2 separate regions of the Homo sapiens genome follow, and region 2 is linked to region 1. The links are chromatin contacts, found by Hi-C in ENCODE. All regions are on one chromosome and are shown on one strand. The core of a region is the stretch at or near the end of the contact, and the rest is flanking DNA. Distances in the headings are between cores, read along the strand shown.

Region 1 (2,530 bases), core at 19-2,518:
GGAGGAGGGCAGTCTTTGACCAGGATGGTGCCATGCGATGATCCTGTGGCCAAGTGGGCACTTTGACCTTTGCTCCCTCCTCCTGCATCCTTCCAGTCAGTGGCCACCCAATTTCTGCCCAGGGACCCTTCTGTCCTCCTCCCTGTCCCCCTCTGGGACGCCTGCTCCTTCTCTCTGCCCCTCCTCCACTCTTTCTCCCCCGCCATCTCCCTGCCTTACAGAAATTGCTATTTCCTTATGCATCAACTCAAACAACACCAATTATGACTTCACCCAGGAAAACAGTACTGGATGGAACCCGTGGCCGCTCGTGATGGTAGAAGCTGCGATTAGTAGTTTGATATGGACGAAAAGTGATTTAAGAAGCAAATCTCTGCTGTAAGATTCTAAATGCAAAAAAAAAAAAAATTGATCCCTATGAAAATAATTTCAGCAAAATGGAAATGGAAACATCAGGAATGGCTTAACTGCGCTGTATAGAAAATTGATAGAGGGATTACATCAGCTTAATGGGGTCCCCGCTGGAATTCTGATACTTTCTAGATGAAAACTCATCACTGTTGGGTAATTCTGGTTAAAATGCTGACATTCAAAATGACTTTGGGGTCAAAATATCCACAGAAGCAAAAGAGTTAGGTCAAATGTCCCAATCTCTGACCAAGGAGTTAAGGTTTTATACTTAGTAGCCCCAACAGAAGTAGGGGATGAGATGAAGCAGTGTCCCTAAAGACAAAGTGGAGGAGGTGGGAATAATTCCAGAAAAACAGTGGAGAGAAGGAGCTGGATTACAGACACAAATGCTGAGCTTCCCGCCTGACTCCCTGCTGAGGCATGGGTGCCTCTCGGTCCCTGCAGGCTCGATCCCTGCAGATCTCTGCAGATCGTATCCATGATGGGGAAGGCCCCCTTCCGCCCTCTGCCAGCCCTGCACCCAGCTTCTGCAGCCCAGGGGCTCCCACCTACCACGTGGTGGCCTGAAGCCCCCACCAAAGTCCCAGCAGCCTCATGCCAAACTGACTTCTGTGAGTCCCAAACACAAACAGAAAGCAAAAGTGCTTAGCAAGTGCTATTTTTTCTAAATGACATTTATTGTTTTTGTTTTTCTAACCACAATATAGTGTAGTCTGAGGCAGAAGCTTTGGAAGAGGCAGAAAAGAGAAGGAAAAGTATCCACTCCAGCCCCCTGCTCATGGAGGAGCGCCGCTGACCACGTGGAGCCTGGCACCTGCGCATCTGGAAGGAAGGGCAGGCCCCGGAACCTGCGGTCATAATCGTGCCTGTGGGAGAGCCCAGCCAAGGAGAGGGCTCCCTTCCAGCTCCTTGCCAGGACACACAGCCCTAAGTGTGTCCTGGGCTGCTCAGAGCTGCCATTCCCACCTGTGACGTAGGGGCCACATGCTGGCTTCAGGAGGGCGGTGAAGACCTGGGGCTGCGGAGACGAATGGAGCCCCCCACAGTGGTTCTCCAGCATAACCTTCTGAGCTTCATTCTCCCCATGGGGAAAATCAGAGTAACCATCCCACAGGGCTGCTGGGAGGTGAAATGAGCGATTTCCAGGCCTGTGTTTGTGTCCTCCTGGCAAGCACCCTATCAGGCCAGGATGCTTGTCATTTCCACTTTACAGATAAAGGAAATGAGGCCGGGGGCATAAGTTATCCCTGACCAAGACCTCACGGCTAGGAAGTAATAGGACTGGGACTCACACCTCAGCTTGTGAGAGCCTGGAGCTCTCTTAACCATGTGGCTACCCAGTGGGAGGGAGAGGAGGAGGCTTCCCTCACTGAGGAGAGAGGAACCACATGGCCCTATCACCAACCAAGTCACTCTCTGGGGACCATGGCATTCCCTCTCGAGGAGCCCCCAAAGTCAGCAGCGCTTCATTCATCCTTCCATACATTCTAACTTCCAAGTCTCCAGAAAGAACGAGATGAGTCATTTCTGACCAGGGAAACCTAACAGTTAAAAAGGGGCCTGTTTCTCTTCCAGTTTCCAGGTGCGAGGGTCAGAGGATGTGGTCAGAAAGGACTTTTTTAAAAAGTATTCTACGTGTCACTGGTTACCGCACACTGCCAGGGCTGCACGTTGAGTCGGATGTCCACACCTACATGGTCCCCTAGGACTCCTCCCAAAACACAAGGGGCCCCTGGGCCCCTGGCCAGAGCCCCCCGTCGCCCAGCCCCTCACTCCCCAGGCTGCACAAACATTTGTCTTTCCAAATCAGGAAGCTGCCCTCCGCCGCCTTTCAGAAGCAAAGTAAAAACAGCTGCTATTTTTGAAAGGGTATTTTTGTAAAACAATCTCTGGTTTCCTTCAGGAATTTCAACCCCAGAGCCCCCTTGGTGATGTGGTTTCTGTAGGAGTGAACATACATCCGACCGCGCAGGCAGGGGGACTGCCGCTCGCTGTCCCCTCCACCTCTCCGCCGAGGCATGCCCGGTGTCCAGCAACCCTCACAGCCCCAGTCATCCACTCAAGTCCATTTTCACCAGCATCTCTTAGCCCCTGCTTTCTGTCAGAAGATGCAGGGACT
Region 2 (2,530 bases), core at 23-2,522, 750 kb after region 1:
AAATTCCCATTAAAGTACATGGACCATTCCCAAGATCATGGACCCTAAGTTAAGAACTCCCAGCCTACGGAGATGGTTGAGAACCATAAGGTTGAAGGAGGTGAGAAGGTGAGTGGCAGGCTTCAGGGGCACATCCTGCTTAAGGATGGTGGTGGAAGGGGTTGTTTGGGGGCTAAGTTTCTTTTAGAATGTTTGTGGTAGTCAGGGTCCAGTCCAGGTGGTTTTTGGAAAGGTCTTTCCAGGTTTTTGGAAAGGGCCTGAGAGCTAGCTGATGGGAATAAGCTATTTTTGAATTTACTTTGGGGGAGCCATTTTAACTATGTTACTTGAGAAATAGTCAATTATATTCTGAAAATATTTAATATTTGGTTTTCCATGTTTGAGTGTTGACTAATGGTTGGGCTCATGGAGTTAAGATATAGTGAGAATTTTCATGGTTAATGGTAATCTTGGCCAATAAAGTCTAGTTGAACTGAATTTCCACGTAGGAGTTTTTAAATTTTTTATTTTTTTCTTTTCTTTTGAGACAGACTTTCTCTCTGTTGCCCAGGGGAGTGATCATGGCTCACTGCAGCCTTGACCTCCCTGGCTCAAGTGATCCTCTCACCTTTCAGCCTCCCCAGTAGCTGGGACTACTGGTGCATGCCACTAATGCCTAGCTAATATTTTGGGGTTTTTTGTAGAGGCAGAGTTTCATTATGTTGCCCAGGCTGGTCTTGAATTCCTGAGCTCAAATGATCCTCCTGCCTTGGCCTCACACAGTGCTGGGATTACAGGTGTGAGCCACTGCACCAAGCTGCAGTTTCAGAATAGGGAGTCAGGTAACTGTGCTGGGTATGCAGGGTTTTTGAAATATTATTTCTTTAATAGCAATAGCAGTTAGTTGTCTGCATATATGATGTAGATAACATTATCATTAAACCTTACTCTTTGAGAAGAAGAAGAAGGGGCTGGAAGACCTGTTGCTTCACACCCCACTGTGGCTGGAAGGCTACCTTTGGGATAATCGTCCAGGTTGGTGACATCAGGGAACAGGCTCACTGTGGGTTCCCACGGTATTCTCTTTGGGGTTTTTTTTTTTTTTTTTTTTTTTTGGCAGAGTCTCTCTCTGTCACCCTGGCTGGAGTGCAGTGGCGCGTTCTCAGCTCATTTCAACTTCCTCCTCCCGGGTTCAAGTGATTCTCATGCCTCAGCCTTCCAAATAGCTGAGACTACAGCTAATTTTTGTAGTAGTATTTTTAGTAGAGACAGGGTTTCATCATGTTGGCCAGGCTGGTCTCAAACTGCTGAGCCGAAGCAATCCACCCGCCTCGGCCTCCCAGAGTTGGTGGGATCACAGGCGTGAGCCATTGTGCCTGGCCTTGAATTCTGTTTGTTACTCGCAGATGCTCAACTGTGATTTTAGAATTCTGTGTATGTATTTTTATTTAGCTCCACAAACTAGATATGACTGAAATGTGAGGTTAAATTAAATCTTTGCAACATTTGTTGCTATTTAGCATTTTAAAAAGAATAAAAAAATAACAAAAGAAAGTTCTAGCCTTCTTTGGTTTGTTGTTTTCTTGCTTAGAGGCCTGTGCAGTAGTGCTCCCATCTCACTCCTGTCAGGCTGAGCTTCAGAGGTTGGCAGTCTGTGTTTAAACTTGCAGATGCCAAATGCTTTTTTAAAAACTCAAGAGTGGTAACAAATGGAGAGGAAGAAAGGGCTTGAGGTCAGTGGGAACTAACCCTTTAAATACCGTGCTTTTTTTAAGTCCAAGTTAGGGTACTTGAAACTTGTGGTGTGGGAGAAGAGTATTTGCAGTTTCCCTTTATCAGCTGTGATTCTCTGCTTCTAAAGAATGTTTTTATTGTGTGCACGATGGTTAGTCTACTGAGGTTTTCTGTCCTCTCTCCTCTTCCTGTGATGTGTCTATGAACAACACCCTTTTCCATACATTTTTATGTGCATCTTTGAGTATTTCCTTGTGATAAATTCTTAAAGAGAATTACTGAATCAGAGGATAAAACATTTTTGTGACTGTTACTGAAAACTTATTCTGGTATATACTTTCATTGGTAAGGAAATAATACCAGTGTATTTTAAGATTAAAGAAAACCTTGAGTTATTGGGAAATTTTGCTGATTTCTTTTAAATACTGTTGTTTTCTGCTTCCACTTATGATACATGAGATGAGAGGAAGGTTTCTTTTGTATTTAAGGTGTCTCAACAAGCAGCAAAGTGTATTCCAGCAATGGTGTGTCCTGAACTGACAGAACAAATCCGGAGAGAGATAGCTGCCTCTCTTCATCAGAGAAAGGGGGATTTTGCTTGCTATTTTCTGACTGACCTTGTAACATTTACATTGCCAGCAGGTAACTCCAAAATCTAACGTAAAAAGACTTTTTTATTTTATTATAGTTACATTTGTGTATGTAGGTGAAAAATGTTTCTGTTAGAAAGCACATAACATAGCTACTGTATGTGCATCTTAAATTACTTGACTGTCTTATATATGCTGGAAGTGAGCATACAGAGGATTACTTGTTA

Evidence for each region. A loop is a pair of places that touch in the nucleus more often than their neighbours do. Pooled maps may share reads with other maps.
Region 2: a pooled map shows a loop between it and region 1 (10-fold over the local background). The contact joins two enhancer-like sites. A Hi-C loop is called at or near these places in 2 of 37 single-sample maps with no recorded cell type and 4 of 50 pooled maps.

The regions. Positions count from the first base shown.
Region 1 is chr10:124,219,788-124,222,317 of GRCh38, forward strand. No RefSeq gene overlaps it. Among named protein-coding and RNA genes, the nearest start is that of CHST15, 130 kb to the left of the region's middle. RefSeq lists enhancers at 1,696-1,795, 1,806-1,985. Within about 2 kb of position 1,269, at least 6 of the 41 ENCODE cell types and tissues checked have a DNase peak (open chromatin) inside an H3K27ac peak, as active enhancers do.
Region 2 is chr10:124,969,764-124,972,293 of GRCh38, forward strand. It overlaps ZRANB1 (zinc finger RANBP2-type containing 1), which reads left to right. Exons shown (of 9, transcript NM_017580.3): 3 at 2,202-2,355. Among named protein-coding and RNA genes, the nearest start is that of ZRANB1, 29 kb to the left of the region's middle. RefSeq lists enhancers at 789-968, 1,059-1,158. Within about 2 kb of position 1,273, at least 7 of the 41 ENCODE cell types and tissues checked have a DNase peak (open chromatin) inside an H3K27ac peak, as active enhancers do.